2 separate regions of the Homo sapiens genome follow, and region 1 is linked to region 2. Evidence: chromatin loops called from intact Hi-C (ENCODE). Cell type or tissue: CD4-positive, alpha-beta T cell. All regions are shown on one strand. Each heading gives the region's core, and the rest is flanking DNA. Links, peaks and the distances in the headings are about the cores only.

Region 1 (10,712 bases), core at 1,462-9,461, 1.9 Mb before region 2:
CGTGGACCCCTGTATCTAAAATTTTAAAATAAGAAAACATGGTTATTATAGTCTCTCCCACATGCCATAGGCTGTCATTAGATAGTTGGTGGTCCTTGATTAGCCTGTTCATTTTTTTGGGCGGGGGGTGGGGAATGGAGTCTCGCTCTGTTGCCCAAGCTGGAGTGCAGTGGTGCAATCTTGGCTCACTGCAACCTCTGCCTTCCCGGTTCAAGTGATTCTCCTGCCTCAGCCTCCCCAGTAGCTGGGACAACAGGTGGGCACCACCACAGTCGGCTAATTTTTGTATCTTTAGTAGAGATGGGCTTCACTGGATTGGCCAGGCTGGTCTTGAACTCCTGGCCTCAGGTGATCCACCCGTCTTGGCCTCCCAAAGTCCTGGGGATTACAGGTGTGAGCCTCCACGCCCGGCCTAACCTGTTCATTTTTAAGGAGAAAGCAAGAAAGATTTGATTAGGAACTCCAAGTGTATGGGTGGGTTTATTGACTGGTAAGAAGCCAGCTGAAAGGCTGAGCTCTGTGAACCTGCTGTTATAAGTGGAATTATGTCCCTGCAAAAAGACACGTTGAAGTCCTTACCCCCAGTATCTTAGAATGTGACCTTGGAAATAGGGTCTTTACAAAAGTAATCAAGTTAGAATGAGGTCATTGGGGGTGAGCCCTAATCCAGTATGACTGGTGTCCTTATATAAAGGGGATATTTGGTCCAAGCACGGTTGCTCACGCCTGTAATCGCAGCACTTTGGGAGGCCAAGGAGGGCGGATCACCTGAGGTCAGGAGTTCGAGACCAGCCTGGCCAACATGGTGAAACCCTGTTTCTACTAAAAATACAAAAATTAGCCAGGCATAGTGGCGCACACCTGTAATCCCAACTACTCGGGAGACTGAGGCAGGAGATTCACTTGAACTCAGGAGGCAGAGGTTGCAGTGAGCCAAGATTGTGCCACTGCACTCTAGCCTGGGCAACAGAGTGAGACTGTGTCTCAGACCAAAAAAAAAAAAAAAAAAAAGAAAGAAAGGTGGGGGATGAGGGGAGGGAGGGAAATTGGGAAAATTTGGATGCAGAGACAGACATGCACAGGGGAAGATGAACATGATTGGAATGATGTATCTATAAGCCAAGGAGTGCCAGAGATTACCAGCAAACCACAAGTAGCTAGGAAGAGATGGGGAAGGAGCCTCTTCCTACAGGTTTCAGAGGGAGTATGGCCCCGCTGACACCTTGATACCACACTTCCAGCCTCCAGAACTGTGAGACAATATTTTTTTTTTAAAAAAGATGGGGTCTCACTCTGTTGCCAAGGCTGAACTCTAAACTCCTGGGCTCAAGTGATCCTCCTGCCTTGGCCTCCCTAGGAGTTGGGACTACAGGTGCGCACCATCATGTCCAGCTCTCTAAACATTTTGCAGAGATGGGGTCTTGCCGTGTTGCCCAGGCTGCTCTCAAACTCCTGGCCTCAAACCTTCCTCCCACTTTGGCCTCCCGAATCCCTCCCAAATCCCTGCTGGGATTACAGGCACAAGCCAGCATGCCCAGCCTGATATTTTCAGAAAGGAAAATTATTATCATCAGCTACTGCAGTACTTCTTTCTGCATGGCCAGCAATTTTCTTTTGTTCTAAGCCACTCAGTTTGTGGTAGTTTTATATGGCATCCCTAACAAACTAATTACACATTTCTTTCTTTCTTTCACCCTCCCTTCTTCCTTAGCAGGACAGGCCCCAGAATTGGGGCTAAGCCTGGGAGGGTTTCTTGGCTTTGCCCAGGAGAGAATTCCAGGACAAGCTGGTGGTGTCGGATAGCAACTTCTCTTGAAGCACTCATGCACAGCAGCAGCAGCAGAGGGGCCGTTCCTTGCGGAGCAGGACCACCCCACAGGCAGTGTGCCTGGAGGAGCAGCTCAGAAGCAGTGCTGCAGCCACATTTAGACTCACTTTTAATTATATGTAAATCAAGGGGCAGATTATGCAGAAATTTCTAGAAAAGGGGTGGTAACTTCCAGGTTGTTGGGTCATTGCCATGGAAAGGGGCAGTAATTTTTGGGTGTTGCCATGGAAGTGGTAAACTGACATGACGCACTGGTGGACGTGTCTTATGGAAAGGAGCTTCCAGCACATCCCTGTTTTAGCTAGTCTTCAATCTGGTCTGGTGTCCAAGCCCCGACTCTGGAGTCTGTTCTGCCTCCTACCTCATTTTCTCACTCTGAGACCTAGGCTGACAGAGCAGCTGTCATCTCAATGCTACCAAGTACCAGGGAAGAGATAACCTAGTGAACTGCACACTGTCCCTTTAAATTTTTTTTTTTTTAATTGGAGACGGAATCTTGTCTGTCACCCAGGCTGGAGTGCAGTGGTGTGATCTTGTGTCCGGAATTGGTGGGTTCTTGGTCTCACTGACTTCAAGAATGAAGCCGCGGACCCTCGCGGTGAGTGTTACAGCTCTTAAGGTGGCGCGTCTGGAGTCTGTCTCTTCTGATGTTCAGATGTGTTCGGAGTTTCTTCCTTCTGGTGGGTTTGTGGTCTCGCTGGCTCAGGAGTGAAGCTGCAGACCTTTGCGGTATGTGTTACAGCTCTTAAGGCAGTGAGTCTGGAGTTGTTCATTCCTCCCCGTGGGCTCGTGGTCTCGCCAGGCTCAGGAGTGAAGCTGCAGATCTTCGCGGTGAGTGTTACAGCTCATAAAAGCAGCGTGAACCCAAAGAGTGAGCAGTAGCAAAATTTATTGCAAAGAGCAAAAGAACAAAGCTTCCACACTGTGGAAGGGGACTCCAGCGGGTTGCCAATGCTGGCTCGGGCAGCCTGCTTTTATTCTCTTATCTGGCCCCACCCACATCCTGCTGATTGGTAGAGCTGACTGGCCTGTTTTGTCAGGGCGCTGATTGGTGCGTTTACAATCCCTGAGCTAGATACAAAGGTTCTCCACGTCCCCATCAGATTAGTTAGATACAGAGTTTCAACACACAGGTTCTCCAAGGCCCCACCAGAGCAGCTAGATACAGAGTGTCGATTGGTGCATTCACAAACCTTGAGCTAAACACAGGGTGCTGATTGGTGTGTTTACAAACCTTGAGCTAGATACAGAGTGCCGATTGGTGTATTTACAATCCTTGAGCTAAACACAGGGTGCTGATTGGTGTGTTTACAAACCTTGAGCTAGATACAGAGTGCCGATTGGTGTATTTACAATCCTTGAGCTAAACACAGGGTGCTGATTGGTGTGTTTACAAACCTTGAGCTAGATACAGAGTGCCGATTGGTGTATTTACAATCCCTGAGCTAGACATAAAAGTTCTCCACGTCCTCACCAGAGCAGCCAGATACAGAGTGTCGATTGGTGCACTCACAAACCTTGAGCTAAACACAGGGTGCTGATTGGTGTATTTACAATCCCTGAGCTAGATATAAAGACTCTCCACGTCCCCACCAGACTCAGGAGCCCAGCTGGCTTCACCCAGTGGATCCCTCACCGGGGCTGCAGGTGGAGCTGCCTGCCAGTCCTGCGCTGTGCGCTCACATTCCTCAGCCCTTGGGTGGTCGATGGGACTGGGCGCCCTGGAGCAGTGGGTGGTGCTCGTCCGGGAGACTCGGGCTCACAGGAGCCCATGGAGGGGGTGGGAGGCTCAGACATGGCAGGCTGCAGGTCCCGAGCCCTGCCCCGTGGGAAGGCAGCTAAGACTGCAGGTCCCGAGCACCGCGCCGGTGGGCCGGCACTGCTGGGGGACCCAGTACACCCTCCGCAGCCACTGGCCCGGGTGCTAAGTCCCTCATTGCCCGGGGCCGGCAGGGCTGGCCGGCTGCTCCGAGTGCGGGGCCCGCCAAGCCCACGCCCACCCAGAACTCCAGCTGGCCCGCAAGCGCTGCGCGCAGCCCCGGTTCCTGCTCGCGCCTCTCCCTCCACACCTCCCTGCAAACTGAGGGAGCTGGCTCTGGCCTTGGCCAGCCCAGAAAGGGGCTCTCACAGTGCAGCGGCGGGCCGAAGGGCCCCTCAAGTGCCGCCAAAGTGGGAACCCAGGCAGAGGAGGCTCCGAGAGCAAGCGAGGGCTCTGAGGACTGCCAGCATGCTGTCACCTCTCAATCTCAGCTCACTGCATCCTCTGCCTCCTGGGTTCAAGCGATTCTCCTGCCTCAGCCTCCTGAGTAGCTGGGATTACAGGCACGTGTCACTGCACCCAGCTAATTTTTGTATTTTTAGTAGAGATGGGGTTTCACCATGTTGGCCAGGCTGGTCTCGAACTCCTGACCTCAAGTCATCCACCCGCCTTGGCCTCCCAAAGTGCTAGGATTACAGCCATGAGCCACCGCACCCGACCTGTCCCTTTAAGTTTCCAGCCAGAGATGATACCCATCATTTTTCTTTATATTGTGTTGGCCAAAGTGAATCATGTGACTATGCCTAACATCAAAGCGGGTGGGGAAGTGCAGTCCTACCTTGTGACTGGGAAATGAATGAGGGAGGGAGGGAAGGAGGGAGGAAACAAGGAAGGAGGAAGGAAGGAAGGTTGGTAGGTAGGAAGGGAGGGAAGGAGGGAGGCAGGGATGGAGGGAAAAGGAAGGAAGGGAGGGAGGGACGAAAGGAGAAGAAAGGAAGGGAGGAAGGGAAAGAAGGAAGGAAGGAAGGAAGGAAGAGCAGTGGCTTGCACTTGTAGTCCCAGCTACTCGAGAGGCTGAGGCGGGAGGATTGCTTTAAGCCAGGAGTTCCAGACCAGCCTGGGCAACATAACGAGACCCCATCTCTGCAAAAATTTAAACAGGAAGGGAGGGAGGGAGGGAAGGAGAAGCTGCTCTGGGCAGGCTGCATTGCTTCCGTGATGCATTCCTCTGTGCACACAGGTGATCTGGCCAGTGCATCTTACAGTTTCTTTGCGTTTTTCTGTTATTTCCATTTCTTGCTTCTTGGTGCAGCAGCAGCATAATTACTCTGAGAAGCCCACAGGGTCAGAGCCTGCAGAACCAGTCGGTCCGTCTGCAACGCTCAGCCCCATCTTTCTCTTCCCACTTCAGGCCACCTCCTCTGCGCTGATCTCCAAGGAACCCCAAATGCCCGGAGTCCTGGTGTCTCCTGCAAGCAGCAGAGGGAGCCCACACTCTATCAAAAGCGACTGAGTTTCTCATTATACTACAAAGCAGAAACTACAATAACTGTTGTTTTCTTTTTTCTTTCTTTCTTTTTTCTTTTTTTTTTTTTTGCCATGCAGTATGTCCTTACAGATGAAGCTTTAATCTCCCTCGTCCATCTCTGTTGCTGTAAATTTATGCTCCATTATGGTTCCATATGCCCGATCCTCTGAGAAAGCCACGGCGGGCTTGTGGGGAGCGTGCGCTTCAGAGCTGTATGTGCAGCATGTGGAATTGCAGATTGGTACCTGGCACACTTAATGGTTATGTCTTCACAGGTTGTTTTAGAGCCATTTATTAGCCGTGATCCTGCATGGATCAGTCGTGATATCATGGAAACGGTGCCGTGGAACTCACTGAAATGCAAGGAGCAGAAGCAGAGTGTGGTCCATTAAAAAATAAATCTGGCCGGGTGCAGTGGCTCATGCTTATAATCCCAGCTCTTTGGGAGGCCGAGGGGGGCGGATCACCTGAGATCAGGAGTTCGAGACCAGCCTGGCCAACATGGTGAAACCCCATCTCTACTAAAAAAAATACAAAAATAGCAGAGTGTGGTGGTGGGTGCCTGTAGTCCCAGCTACTCGGGAGGCTGAGGCAGGAGGATCACTTGAAACTGGAAGGGGGGAGGTTGCAGTGAGCCAAGATCGCGCGCCACTGTACACTCCAGCCTGGGTGACAGAGCAAGACTCTGTCTCAAAAAAAAAAAAAAAAAAAAGAAAAGAAAAAGAAAAAGAAAGCTTCTCATTGAAAACTAGTTATAGTCTTTTACTTGAGAAGGAGCTCCGTCCAAGCTTTTGTGGCCACTTGCTGGGATAACAGCTTTCTTCACCATGAGATGGCCATACAGGAGGGTGAGGAGATGGCTATATTATCTCGTCAGGACTTCCTTGTCATGGCTAGAAAGCCACAGACTGGCTGTGCATGGTGGCTCGCACCTGTAATCCCAGCACTTAGGGGGCTGAAGCAGGAGGATTGCTTGAGGCCAAGAGTTCAAGACCAGCCTGGGCAACATAGAGAGACCCTTGTCTGCACAAAAAAATAAAAAAAAATTAGGCATGGTGGTATGTGCCTGTAGTCCCAGCTATTCAAGGAGGCTGAGGCAGGAGGATCCCTTGAGCCCAAGAGGTTGAGGCTGCAGTGGCTATGATCATGCCTCTGCTCTCCAGCCTGAGCAACAGAGTGAGACTCTGTCACAATAATAAATAAGCTGGGCAGTGGCTTGCATCTGTAGTCCCAGCTACTTGGGAGGCTGAAATGACAGGATTGCTTGAAGCCAAGAGTTCGAGACCAGCCTAGGCAACATAATGAGACCCACCCCCCCCGTCTCTGCAAAAAAATTAAAAAATAAGCCAGGAATTGTGGTGTGCCCAGGAGTTCAAGGCTGCAGTGAGCTATGATTGTGCCACTGCACACCAGCCTGGGAGACAGAGTGACATCCTGTCTCAGAAAAAAAAAAAAAAGAAAAGAAAAGAAAGGAAAAGACATGAAAGTTTGCTGGCTAACAGGAAGCGGGCTATTTTAAGAGCCTCCTGGGCTCCTTTAGTTTTGGAGCACCCATTACATAAAACGTTAAATATACAGAAATGCACCCCATTCCACATCCAATATAATGCATATATATAAATAATAAATGATAACACAAGGGCTTCAATTTGAGTTTCATCAAGTGTATTCATCTTGACTTTGCATTTTTTTTCTCTACAGTTTGGCACCAATAAATTTTTTTTCATTCCTGGCTGTTTATGACCCCATGGGCCTTGGGATAACTCTCAGTTCTGGGTCTTAATTCTGGGGAACTTGATGCCGACAGGGGTCCTGTATGATTGGGGGCCAAGATGAAATTTCATCGTAGCCTCCACCTGCCTCATCCAAAGAGAACCAACCTCAAAGGAGATGAGGAAGACCTTCCTCTCCTCAAATAAAATTAGGAGGACTTTCACCTGTCCTTAAAAACATCCTGGCCGGGCGCGGTGGCTCATGCCTGTAATCCCAGCACTTTGGGAGGCTGAGGCGGGCGGATCATGAGGTCAGGAGATCGAGACCATCCTGGCTAATATGGTGAAACCCTGTTTCTACTAAAAATACAAAAAATTAGCCGGGCATGGTGGCGGGCGCCTGTAGTCTCAGATACTCGGGGGGCTGAGGCAGGAGAATGGCGTGAACCCAGGAGGCAGAGGTTGCAGTGAGCTGAGATCGTGCCACTGCACTCTAGCGTGGGTGACAGACCGAGACTCCATCTCAAAAAAACCAAACCAAACCAAACCAAAACAAACAAACAAAAAAACAAAAAACATCCTGAGAAGGCGATTCTTTGGTCTCATCTAGTAACATTACTCACTCACTCATTCATTCAAGAGATATTTTTACTTTTTAGAGATGGGGTCTTGCTGTGTTACCCAGGCTTGTCTTGAACTTCTGGCCTCAAGTGATCCTTCCACCTCAGCCTCTTAAAGTGCTGGGATTACAGGTGTGAGCCACTGTGACCTATTTTAACTTTTGTAGAGATGGGGGTCTCGCTTTGTTGCCCAGGCTGGTCTCGAACTCCTGGCCTCAAGCGATCCTCCCACCTCGACCTCCCAAAGTGTTGGGATTATAGGTACGGACCATGGCGCCTGCCCTCGGTCCTCATTTTCTTTGACACCTGGGCAGTACCCAGGTCCTCTTAACAGTCTCAGGCTGGCCCTGGCTCATGCCTTTTGCTACCTCCAAGTGTCTGTGCAGACCATCCACTCTGCTGGGAAGGTCTCCTGCTATTCACCAGACTAACTGCTATTCATCCCACTCCACATATCCCACAAGGGATATGCCAATATCTGGCAGTGCGTTGGGAAATGCGTAACAAAGTTTCTTGGAACAAACAAAACAAAACAAAAGAAACCCTGATTTGTCACATTTGCTGCTTTCTGTGGTGTAAATTCTTCCACCATGGCCAATTTCAGGTTGCCGACGTGAGGTCACTGAACAGGGAGCTGAGTTGGGCACAGTAGCACGTCATTATATTGTATTCCCACCATAGGGGCAGAACAGATGTAAGTAACATCAGAGCAAATGTGGGAGTAGAACACAGTAAAATAGGAATGATGCTTTAGGTATTTAGTACCTTCATATTTTAACACAATACTTAATTATAAGCTCTCTCTTTTTTTTTTTTTTAATAATGACTACGTTTAAAAACCAGCTTATGGGCCAGGTGCTATGGCTCATGCCTGTAATCCCAGCACTTTGGGAGGCTGAGGCGGGTGGATTGCTTGAGCTCAGGAGCTCAAGACCAGCCTGAGCAACATAGCAAAACCCCATCTCTACCAAAATACAAAACATTAGCTAGGCATGGTGGCATGCACCTGTAGTCCCAGCTACTCAGGAGGCTGAGGTAGGAGAATAACTAGAGCCCAGAAGGTGGAGGTTGCAGTGAGCTGAGGTTGCGCCACTGCACTCCAGTGTGGGTGACAGAGTGAGACCTTGTCTCAAAAATTAAAACAAAACAAAACAAAACAAAACAAAATACAGCTTGCACATTTTCTGAAATTTTAACAATTGATTCTTGCAATCCAGTAGGAATTGGATCCAGCACACAGTGAGGGTAAAAATCCTCTGGGTAGAATAGGATGGTATATGGATACAGCAAAAGTGGTATATGTGGTGAGCAAATGACCCTCGCCTGGGAGGCCATGTGGGCTGGGGATACACACACTAACCATCTGGAATCCTCCCATGGGAATGAGTAAGCAAACCGCGCCAGAGCCATGAGACAGTTCCCATGTATTCCAAAGCTGCACTCTGATTCTTAGACAACCCTAAGCCTTGTCTCCATGCCCTTACTGTTCATTTTCCTGAGTGGTTCTAGGTGGGCTCTCTGGGTGCATGCAGATAGCCATGGGCTGGCCTGTGGGCTACGGCATTCTAAAGTGCCCTGGCTGTCTTTGGGAGCCCAAGTGACTTTCTGGGCTCAAGGAGCATGGAGCAGTTTGACCAGGACTGATTTTGGAAATAAAGAGCAGCAAAACTCTGTGTCAGAGGGTCTATACCTCCCCTGTGTGATGGCACTGAGCTAAGTACCCTCCTGGGCTCAATCGTCTTCCCTGCAGTTTACACAGATCTGTTTCTTCCTGGGGTTGTACTGAATTATTTTGATTCATGAGAAAGTTAACCCTTACTCCTTAAATAATAGTGTATTTGCTACAATGGACTACTATCACCCAAATTCTCAATTAATATAAGATTAATTAAATTATTATTATTATTATTATTTTAGAGACAGAGTCTTACTCTGTCACCCAGACTGGAGGGCAGTGGTGCGATCATAGCTCACTGTAACCTTGAATTCTTGGGCTCAGTCGATTCTCCCACCTCAGCCTCCCGAGTAGCTGGGACTGCAGGTGCATGCCACCATGGCTGGCTAATTTTAAAATTTTTTTGTGGAGACGAGCCCTCACTATGTTGCCCAGGCTGGTCTTGAACTCCTGGCCTCAAGCAATCCTTCCACCTCAGCCTCCCAAAGTGCTAGGATTACAGATGTGAGCCACCATGCCCAGCTCAATTAAATTATTCATTACAAACTTAAAGATTTTCTTTGTGATAGAATCATTTTAGAGTGAAAATCCAAAGGTCAACTGGTAATGAAGATATGTCAAGACATGTATTCGCTTGGTGCAAAATTAATTGCAGTTTTTGCCATCAAAAGTAATGACAAAGGCCGGGCACGGTGGCTCACGCCTGTAATTCCAGCACTTTGGGAGGCCGAGACGGGTGGATCACTTGAGGTCAGGAGTTCAAGACCAGCCTGGCCAACATGTCGAAACCCTGTCTGTACTAAAAATACAAAATTTAGCTAGAGGTGGTGACAGGTGTCTGTAATCCAGCTACTCAGGAGGCTGAGGAAGGAGAATCACTTGAACCTGGGAGGCAGAGGTTGCAGTGAGCCGAGATCGCACTGTTGCACTCCAGCCTGGGCGACAGAATGAGACTCTATCTCAAAAAAAAAAAAAAAAAAAAAAAAAAGTAATGACAAAGACTGCAATTGGTTTTGTACCAACTTAATACTTCCTCAGCTGGGCCAAGAAGAGGAATAGGTTGGAAACAATGAGCCGGGATTAATTACATCAATTAAAGAAACACAAAGCAATAAATGCCCATCTTTACAGAAAGGCGGGCGTTATAAACACGTAGTCACTACTCCATAAGTGCCTGCTGATTGGTAACTGGTGTTAACTGATAACTGATAAGCCACTTGGCTTAGGGTGCTAAAGGCAAGTCTAGTGGTAGGATTTTAATTCACAAAAATAAGTAAAACCAATTTGTCCTTAAGCATTTGTCTTGCTATGAAAGCGTGTATATATGATATATATCATATAGGTCAATATGATTATGACATATATATCATATACAGACGTGTACATATATAAAGAGAATGATGTGATTGTAACATATTATAACATATTGTAACATATCTGGATGAAAAAATAAAGGTTTTAATGTTTCCAAGTGCTCCCTGAATGCTGATCTTCATTAAGACACAATGTCCAGATATGTGACTTTCCCTCTATATTTGTGACTTTAACTTTCAGACTTGGCTTTTGTTCTCAGACAGTGGCAAAGACATG
Region 2 (10,712 bases), core at 1,913-9,912:
CAAGGACTCAAAACACACATGAAAACGAAATACAGAAATTCCAAAATCGAGGCTCAGGTGCTGGGAAGGAGAGATCCGGGCACCTGAGTTATTAATCCAGAACAAATGTGGATGTTGATTCTCCAGACACTTGTGAGGCCCCCTGCACAGCCCTGGGCAGGAGATGGGAGGTGGACTGAACCGGTGGGGCTCAGCCCTCCAATCTCTAATCTCCGTGTTTTCTGGGTGTTTAATCCTCAGAATGAATTTGAAACTCAGGCTTGGTTTGTTTTGCTGCCTGCCCTTTTTTTTTTTTTTTTAGCAGTCATAAACACATTGTTATGCTCTTTTTTAAAAAATAAAGTAAAACATTTGCAGCTTCTCTACACGTAATAAAATCAATCTTTTGCCCAGTGCATTAAGTGAAATAGCATGTCCCCAGAAAATACGTAATAGTCAGTGTGTTCAAGAATCATGCAAATAAAAGTTTTTTTTAAAAAAATCCAAAGGTCAGAATGAAATACTAGGCATATTCTATAAAATAGACATAAATATTTGTGTGTATTTTATACAGCAGGAGGCCTGAAAGTGCTCCCTCAAAATGCATGCTGAAATTCCTAAGCTGCAATGCCTTTCTTTGCTGAAAATTTGATTTGTTTATGAAGTCTCCCTGTTTCCCTGACATATAGATATTATACACATCGACAGTAAATAGACCTTTTTTAATTGAGCTCATAGGTTGAAAGTGAACGTGACCTTGAGTTTACACTGATAGTGATTATTTATAATAAGAGATTTAGCCACCGACTTCCCTTTTGTATGGGAAGGGCTTACTTTATCAACGGACCATATTTAAGTAAATAGTGCCAAGTAAAATAAATTCAGCTTTAAAGATAAATATCTCTCCCTGTGTCGGACGTGGGCAGCAGAACGCCCCTTTGATGCCCCGTCCTGTACACTAAGAAGGGAGCCCAGTAGAGTGAGAGCTCGAATTCATCAAAGTTCAGATTTGACTGGTTTCTCATGAGCCACATGTGGGAATGTAGCAAATCTGCAATTTATTTAATTTTAATTAAATTTTGTTTCACATCCTGTTTTGCAAGTCAGCAAGATGGGCTAGATTTGCCAAAAAGAGGATGAAATAAAGAAGGGAAGGAAGTTCCCCGGCCCAGGCATGCATTTGCAGCCCCGCGTCTGCCCGGCCGGGCTGAAGCCTTTCTTTGGAATACACAACTCTGTCTGTACAGCCTGTCTTGCCCACAGTATCACAGTCTTGCTATCTCCTCGCTGAAGGGCCTATTTGTCTGCTTTAAGTGAAATCACTCAATTCTCAAAAGTCAGTGGAGGACTTTAGAAGGGGGAGGGATCGGATAGGCTACTCCAAATAAGTTCCATTAATCAAAAGACACAGTGTAATGTAACTAATATTTTACAATTAGGGGAGACAGGATGGAACTAAAAGCCATCTATCTCTCTTATACCACATGATCATCGATTCATAATCGGAGACTGAGAGTTGCACAAAGATGCATTTACTGGATGGGGGGAGTGGGGGGAGGGCTGGCCTGAGCCGAGATAATGAAGGCGATGAGAGTGTGCGACGCTGAAGGCTGAGGAGAGATGACAGAGGAGCTCAATGCTGACGGATGACATGAAGACGCGCGCAGATACCTGACAGCCCGCGGGAGCCGGCGGGCTCCTTCCCCGCCATTATATCCTCAATTATCTTGGTAAGGGACTAAGAGGGAGGACGAAGAGCAGGCTGGCTGAGCACGGCAGCCACTTGGCACTGGGCCACTGGGCCACGGTGCCACGGTGCCAGGGGAGGCCACCGCGCCCTGTGTGAGCCCCACTTGGGGGGGCTGCAGCTTCCATTGTCAGTGCCCCTGGGTGTGCACACACACATACACACTCACAGGGTGGGGGACACACAACGGGGATGCCCGCGGCTCCATCTGGTTTGTAATAAAATTCCTAACTCTTCTAAGGGAGTCATTTTTTTTCTTTCACTGCCACCTTCAGGAAAAAAACAGAGTTGGCCCTTTGCAAAAGAAAAAAAAAAGTGTGTGTGTGTGTTGGGGGTTGATTCCTGGGAGTTGGGGGGTGCTCGCTGCTACTGCAGAATGAGCTGGCTAGAGACAGCTCACACTCCCAAAATGATCTTCACAGAACTCTGCAAATGAGGACTGCAAGGAGGGAAAGGAGCTGTGGGGAGTAAATGCAGAAGCTGAGAACGTGAGAGAGGGAAGGGGCAAAGAAGTTGTGCAGGCCCTTTCCTGGGCACAGGGATTCAGACATCACACCCTGGAGAAAGTTTCTCTGGCCCCTGCCCCATCTTCAGCCATTGCCACAGACTGGGGTCTTCCCCACCCAGACATTTTCTACCTTGCTCCATTATTTCTTTGCAGAGATACAGATGGCCTCACGCAAATGCTCATGTAGCCTGTCTTCCGAACAAAGAAAAACAAATGACGTTCCAGGAGGCAGAGTAACTTGGGATCTCAGCAACGTGGCAGGACCGTGGGGCAGGTGGTGGAGCTGACAGCGTCCCAGCCCATGATGGAGGGGAGGACGGCGGCAGCGGCTGGGACGGTGCCCCCATCCCCCTGGTTGCCTCTGCACGGGGCCATTTCTTTAATATACAGTACTATAGTGACAGATTATGTAATATGTACAAATCCCATATTGAAGCCAGAGGTCCAGAGAAGCCATGATTTTTATGGCATTTATTTTTTTAAAATCGTGACTTGGCTACAGAGTGTGTTCCCTGGTGAAGCTGCCCTGACTTTTTCCTCCCAATCCATCCCTTCCGTCTCTACCTCCCTGGGTTCCATGGGCCCTGTTTGCAAGGAGCCAAGCTGGATGGGGATACCAGAGTTTGGTTTCCCTGCAAAGCATCAAGAAGGCTTGTTTCTATGAATGTGTCTGTGCACACACACACACCCCACACCTACAAATAAAAACACTCCCGCTGTAAGAGCCCACAGATATCCAGAAAGAGTCTCTCCATCAGCTCAGATGGGGCTACCTCGAGGACTTGTTCTAAAGCCCCCTACTCACTGTCATTGCATCCCTGTGGAAGATGAAGCATGGGAGACAGGGGTGCAGTCGCACCCTCAGAGCAGAAAATCCAGAGACCCCAAGGGCTCAGATGGGACACACCCAAACCCCTTTGGTGTTTTACCCAATTCTTCCAAAGGATTTGATAAAGACCCCTCCCCCCACCAACACAAAGTTATCCAAAAGGATAAGGGGGCTCTGATCATCTGAGGAAGCTGTTGAGTCCAATCTGGTAGGCTAATCAGAGGGCAGAGGTATTAAGTACAATTCACTTGCGTGGCCTGAGTAGCTGTAATTGAGACAACCCCCTCCCACATAACCCCCTGGAAGACGCACTGAAAACATAAGTGGCCCCAGTAGGCTAAGTTTGAGTGTCCCAGACATAAATAGGGTGCAACTGCATCTGCCCTCGGAGGCTTGGTAAGGGCCCTTGGCTGTTCAGCCCGGGATCAGGTCCCGACCGCTGCCCATGTCCCGCCCCCTGCGTCAATCAGCCCCTATAAAGTCATGCTGTGAAGCAACAGCCCCCTCCCTTGCCTGAACCAAAGATTCCCTGGTTTACATGCAGAACCTCTAACACAGAATGACCGAACCAAGCCATCGGTGGATAAGATAAAGCAGGAAAGCAAACCAAAGCCAAGCCTGTAAAAATGGAGTTCCAGGAATCAAATCGGTGCACATGGTTTTAACCTTTCTATTGCCATGATTTTGCCCTTAAGCAAAAATGAGAACTAAGAGTTTTCAGGTAAAGTGAACTTCCTTACCAAAACCTGGACCGTGAATCCATGGAAAGTTGACGTGTTGTCTTTAGAAGCAGTTTATGCATTAAGATTTTTGTGAGGCCAAGACGCGGTGGCTCAAACCTGTAATCCCAGCACTTTGGGAGGCCAAGGCGGGCGGATCACTTGAGCTCAGGAGTTGGAGGCCAGCCTGGGCAACATAGTGAAACCCCATCTCCACCAGAAACACAAAAAAATTAGCCAGGCATTGTGGCATGCATCTGTCGTCCCAGTTACTCAGGAGGCTGAGGTGGGAGGATCACTTGAGCCCAGGAGGCAGGGGTTGCAGTAAGCCGAGATTGTACCATTGCACTCGAGCCTGGGTGACAGAGTGAGACCCCATCTCAAATATATATATGTATATATGTGTGTGTGTGTGTACATGTGAGTCATTGTTGATCTTGGTTCTTTTACTTGTGGTTTGACCAAATGCAGGACAGGAAAGATAGATAATTTTCCAAGAAGATTTCTAAAGAGAGATATTCTTGGAGAAAAATATATGAGTGATCGGTTACAAGCTTGTCTTAATGTATCAAAAAAAGCAATACTAAAGGCATGAATTCTTAACTGATTGATGAATAAAGGTATGATTCCATGTTGCTCTGATTAACCTAGCTATGTTGATGGACAAGAAATGTGAGTTGAGCATGTCTAAGGTACAGCCCCTCCTGTCTAAGGTGTTACAGAATGGGATGAAGTGGAGTGGGTGATAGTTGAGTAGGCTGTTTCCTTTCCCAAAGGTTCTGAGAAATCCAATGTGTTGTTATTATGGGTGTGGCCACACGCTTCTTTGGTTCCTGCATTAGAAAGGTCATGTCTTTGAAAAGATATTTAGTGAGCAATTTCATTCCCCTTTACAGGGACATCCAGTTTTCAAATACTGCTAAGCCTTGACAGCGTAGAAGGCAGGCAGAAACCATCAGAGGGAAAAAGAGAAAAAAAAAAAATCCGCTCAGGTTATCCTCCTAGTCCCAGATGAGGTGGGCTGGCAGCTACTAAAAATTAAACAGAAGAGGTTTTCCAAATGCAAACAGAACATATCCGCAATCATAGAAACAGCTCTAACACCATAACACTCCTTGAACTCCAAACAAATTATTTGGGAGGATATTAAGCCTGGAAGGTCTTTCAAATTCCTTTATTAGAAAGGAGATTACTTAGAGCTCATGGTCAAATCACATACAATTTGACCCAATTCTTTTCCACCCTTTCACATCATTTGATATTAGGCAGAAACTATTGTTCAAATGCAGAAATTCATTATCCTCTTCTCCAGCCAAGGCCAGGCTGAGAAAATTCCCCGAGACCCGGCTTTCAACCCTGCCTCGCAGCCATAAAGGTGGTCTTTCGCGCCACCTAGAGGGCAGCCGGAGGCACGGCGCGTGAGTCACTCGGAGGAAAATTAAATACAGCTGAATAATTGAATGAGAGGGCAAGTTGAATCAGGGGTCACCATCTGTTTGACTAGAATTGTTGGCACATTTCAGCTAAGCCTCGCGCGCCTCGTAAACATGCTTACAGTTATCATAGCTCGCATTGCCCTAAAATAAAAGAAAATTGGTCCTAAAATAAGCCTGAACTAATTAAACATATACCATCTTGTCGTCATGGAGACCAGAGTGAAGGTCACCAGCTTCTCATGGCATTCAGGAGGGTGCTGGTGCCAAAAAGAGACGGGTGATTCTTTCCACTCCCGGGGAGAGGGCACCTCCGGGGCCAGAGGTGCTGCCTGGATGGAGGGTGTTGGGGGAGAGAGGGTGCCACCACCCCGTTCTTCATCCCTCATTTCCCCTCCGGGCTGAGGGGAGGCAGAGAGGGAGGGCAGGAAAGCAACGACACCATCTCTGCAGATCCAGGAAGCAGCGTCAGGAGGGACCGTGAGCTGCCCCCTGCCAACGTTACTTAATATTATGCCCATTTGGCAGATTTTCCCTGGGGATGGAGGTGGGGAAGGCACCCTTCCAAAGAAAGGGGTGTCGTATCTGAATTGCCTCCTTCTGCCAGCTTGATCCGAGAGCTGGTCCTCTACCAAGAATCTCGATGCGGCTGGTCGTGCATTTGTGTGCGTGTGTGTGAATTACACTGTATGCTGTGTGCACGCGCGACCAGCACAAATGTATATTCTGGGAGAGAAACCAATTCGAACGGTACATCTCATCATGTCTCTTATAGATTCCTCCTTTCTTGGGGAAACACATCCTCGCCTCGAGTCCTCAGCACGCAGCAGCTTCATCTTGGGGGTTACTGAGGACAGGCTGTATGCAAACCCAAAACTTGCAGAGTTCGAGAGATACCATTAAGATTTCATCCCCTTGCCTGGCTGGGTCAGAACCCAGTGAGCTCCTTGGTTTGGAGATTTGAAGATGCAGCTTTTTGGCCCCTGGTGGTCCGCAAGCCCCTCCCTCGTTGTTCTCCTTCCTGGGCCATAAAGGCAATACAGGCCTCTTTCTCTTGTCCCCCTACCCTGCTAAGCTGGGACTGCCCTCCCTTTTTTCCTTCCCATTTGCACTGTCGATTATGCACAAATCGCTTACGGAAGACACAGTGGAGTGACCCCAACTTCAGGGAAGCCTCCTCCAGGGACACAATTAACGTCTGTTGGAGCCCACGTTGGCTGGGCTGACACCATTGCGGATTCCAGAGGGGCTGTTCTCTCCAGCGTGGCGGAGATGTCATTGGGGAAGGGGGGCTACCCAGAGACCAGAGGGTGGAACTGGACCTGGAGGACTGGAGCCACTTCTGCTCCTAAGTAATTAGGACCCATCAAATGAGGCTGCTCGGCACCAGCCTCCCGCCTGGTAAACCAGTCTGCAGCGTGGCTTCCTAGAATCCAAATTATGACAATAGGAGAGAAAGGATCAACGCCACCAGTATCTGCTGGGCAGAGAGCTGCCCTAAGTGCTAGGAGGAGGGGCCCTTAGGACTCCATCCAGCTTCTTGGCTGGTGCCCCAGCTAAAGCAGGCCAGGGACACCAGGGAAAGACTTCCTGCGCTTCATGCGGAGAGCTCTTAAGCTGCACTTTCTGCTGGGCACGCCCCTATTTCCTACCCCACTCCCCGCCAGCTCACAGGCTTCCTCCTCCAGGAAGCCCCCTGTGATGCCCCTCAGTCCACAACATCTCCCACACTGGCTCCAGCAGGAGTGCACAGCTGCCTGTTGACTCAAACTTAGCACACCTCCTCAGCACCTTGCACAGGCCTGGCGCTCAGGTCTGCAGAAAGCCCCAGGAGTCAGGACCCTTGTGGGTTCCTGTGCTGCAGGGCAAACTAAGCAGTGACCCTCCTGCCCACTCCACGGGTCTCATTCCTTAAAACAGACTTTCCATATCCATGGAGGATACAGAGCCATTCATCCCAGATCAAGTGTGGTTGCCCCTGGGGTTCGGAAAGTCGGAAAGGGGCTGTAGTGAAAGTTGGGGAATAGAAAGGGGCGGGGTGCAGGGTACACCTGGCAGGCAGATGTTCCATAACGACATGAAAAAATGCTCACCATCACTGGCCATCAGAGAAATGCAGATCAAAACCACAATGAGATACCATCTCACACCAGTTAGAATGGTGATCATTAAAAAGTCAGGAAACAACAGGTGCTGGAGAGGATGTGGAGAAATAGGAACACTTTTACACTGTTGGTGGGACTGTAAACTAGTTCAGCCATTGTGGAAGTCAGTGTGGCGATTCCTCAGGGATCTAGAACTAGAAATACCATTTGACCCAGCCATCCCATTACTGGGTATATACCCAAAGGACTATAAATCATGCTGCTATAAAGACACATACACATGTATGTTTATTGCGGCACTATTCACAATAACAAAGACTTGGAACCAACCCAAATGTCCAACAATGATAGACTGGATTAAGAAAATGTGGCACATATACATCATGGAATACTATGCAGCCACAGAAAATGATGAGTTCATGTCCTTTGTAGGGACATGGATGAAATTGGAAATCATCATTCTCAGTAAGCTATCGCAAGAACAAAAAACCAAACACCGCATATTCTCACTCATAGGTGGGAATTGAACAATGAGAACACATGGACACAGGAAGGGGAACATCACATTCTGGGGACTGTTGTGGGGTGGGGGGAGGGGGGAGGGATAGCTTTAGGAGATATACCTAATGCTAAATGACGAGTTAATGGGTGCAGCACACCAACATGGCACATATATACATATGTAACTAACCTGCACATTGTGCACATGTACCCTAAAACTTAAAGTATAATAATAATAAAATAAAATAAAATAAAATAAAAATAATAATCATAAACGACAGTTGCAGAACAGATAAGGAACAGCAGGGTCTGTGCATGGGGCCCCTGCCTCCCCATTTCTTGTCCCCGGTGTGACAGAGAGGAGGCAGGATTGTCATCTCCGGCCTCCAGACCCAGGAGTCTTTTTCCCACTCAGCCTGACCCCTCTTTGGGCACAGCACACACCCCAACCTTGTCCAGTGTCCCTTACCCCTCCCTCCCTCCCCTGGCCTGGGTTTTTCCCAGGGCGTACAGTGGAGACAGAGGCCCTGGGTAAAGACAGCATGGATGACCAGGTGGCAGGAAACTCGTTCACCTGTGCATCTGGCAAGTAACTCCAGTTCCCGATGTGGGCCAGGTGGGCTGGATGCCCAGAGCTGACCCCCCTCTCCCCGCAAAACAGGTTGAGAATTGCAATTTCTCTCAATTTTCCAGAGAAGCCAGAAACAGGTTTTTATGTGAAATCCCTTGAGTTTTAAATGTTAACTACCAATTCCAGACCCTCAGAGGCTCTGGGGGACCCAGCCAAGCAAGTCTGCAGACTGCCGGGAGCCGACACGCACCTGCCTTTGACCTTCCTGCTGGGTTGTCCTGCAGCCACAGTAGGATCTGGCCCTTCCCTGCTGCCCCACACCAAGGGCTCTGCCTCCTGGATGTAAAGAGGTGACGTTTCCCAGAAGTCGTGGGGAGGGGGCAGTTCGTGGAGGGGAGGGGACAGCTGCACAGAGCCCTGCACCCTCAGGCCCTGGCAGGCAGCCCGGTGGGCTTTACTCCTGGCACCAGCAGCTAAAGCCTCACACCCTAGGGTTTCCTGAGCGCCACCCCCAGCCACCTTGTTTCTGCTGCAGCCAAGAAAGACTCAGCTGCCGCGTCTCCTTTCCCTTCCTTCCCGGCCCAGGGCCTCACCTCCATCATCTAGCTGCGGGCTCCAAAATTGCTCTCTGATCCCAGATAGCTGTGAAGCGGTGGTTAAGGGAAAGCAGCTATTGATAATCCACCGCACAGATGGATTAACTTTCAAAAATAAAAAATCGGGCTGGTGCCTGGATATGGGAAGTCCTGAGCCTGTATTGAACCGACCTCCATGCAGCTGTGTGGCCTCAGAATTTAAGGATGGGCAGCCCGTTCACCCCTGTCTTCTGCACAGAAGAAAAATCACCTGTTGCCACTGAGAGAATCTACTCATGTCTCGGCTGGCTCGGTGTTGAAGGGGGCTGCAGGGATCCTGCAGCTATTCACTGGGGACTTGTCATCTATGTAACAACGTGCTACTCTTTTATTTTATTTTATTCATTTCTTTTTAGGATGGAGTCTCACTCTGTCACCCAGGCTGGAGTGAACTATCTTGGCTCAAGGCAGTCTCAACCTCCTGACCTCAAGCGACCCTTCTGTCTCAGCCTCCTTAATCTCTTTATTTTGAATGAAGATTTAACTGACCTATTTCCAGAGGGCAAAAAGCAAAAGTTAAGCCTAAACAGTAAGGGTATAGGTGTGTGTGGGGGGGCTTGGGGGTGGGTACCAAGGAGCTCCGAGGAATTCTAAAGGAAGCTCCAGACATAGTCTGATTTCTCCCAAGGCTCCCTGCTTGGCTCTAGGAGTCCAGTGCCAGGATCTGCCTGGGATCTGCAGTTTCAAGAGCAATATCATGCCTTCTCTTGTCTTGGGTTCCCACCATGTCTGTCAAGATGCTGTGAGCAGAAGGGAAAACTGAGCTGGGACAGGTAACTGCTTCCTGAGAGAAGATGGTGAAGAAGGACAGTGGGCGATGGGGAGGGAGGGAAGCCAGAGCTTGTGCAGGTCTCTGCCTGTGGCCAGAGTCACAGGCTGGGCTGGATCGGCTCTGCACTCGGCTCCTGGAGCCTCTCACCGATATCCAGGCTCAGAAGGGAGACCAGAAAGGCCGTGAGCCTCTCCGACCCCTGCTGAGGACCCTGAGCAATCCCCCTGCACACAGTGCCCCTAACCTGTCCCGCATCCTGAGCATCTCCCAGCCAGCGGCCATAACCCGGCCCAGCCTTTTGAAGAGGAAAGCTGTGGTACCATGGAGGCTTCTCCGGTCCCTGAAGACAGCACCCCCTTGCTTCTCTTGCAAGTTGTTGATTGTTTCTTGATGCTGCTTTTTCATGGACCCTTTGCAGTCTAATTTCTCATCCCAAATCCTCTTGAAATAGTTTGCTTTTAAATATAAACTGTCACCGAACACTCAAGCTTTTGACATTCTCAACCGTGGCCAGAAGAAGTCTCTAAACCCTGCCTCTTCTCCTCCCAAGGAAGGAAGTTCGGTGGCTCAGGGTGATAGCTGGGGGCTACCTGTGCCCATCAGGGTGCCTCCCGTTCACCCCATCCCCTCTCTAACAGCCCTTCCTTTCCTGGGCAGAGACTCCCATTCAGGGATCACCAAGTCCCCCCAAATCAGAGGGGGCAGGCCACGTGCAGCACCCCTCACTTGGGCTTTATGAGCTCAGGGTCTTAGGAGGCTTTTAAGTGGTTTCTTGATGCCAGGAAAGACAAAAATCGCAAAAGATCAAAGTCATTGGTTATCCCAGTCTCTACAATTACATATAATTCACAAAAACAGTGCAGTTATCTGTATCTGCAGCATGCAGGGGTCAGAGCTAGACAGGACCCAAGAG

The links. Hi-C counts contacts between places; a loop is a spot of excess contacts. Peaks named below come from ENCODE experiments on the same cell type or tissue, not always from the same donor. Only the 100,000 strongest peaks of a DNase experiment are listed, where the experiment ranks them.
Region 1: it touches region 2 in a loop (12-fold over the local background); 23 of 110 quality-filtered maps call a loop at or near these places.

Annotation. Positions count from the first base shown.
Region 1 is chr19:32,564,765-32,575,476 of GRCh38, reverse strand. No RefSeq gene overlaps it. Among named protein-coding and RNA genes, the nearest start is that of PDCD5, 11 kb to the left of the region's middle. In CD4-positive, alpha-beta T cell, for the core only: a CTCF peak has its summit at 5,061 (motif pointing right); a DNase peak (open chromatin) is centred at 5,056; H3K4me3 peaks cover 695 bases; H3K27me3 peaks cover 1,275 bases.
Region 2 is chr19:30,677,605-30,688,316 of GRCh38, reverse strand. It overlaps a transcript of ZNF536 not described here. Among named protein-coding and RNA genes, the nearest start is that of ZNF536-AS1, 13 kb to the right of the region's middle. In CD4-positive, alpha-beta T cell, for the core only: a CTCF peak has its summit at 5,175 (motif pointing left); a DNase peak (open chromatin) is centred at 5,166; H3K27me3 peaks cover 227 bases.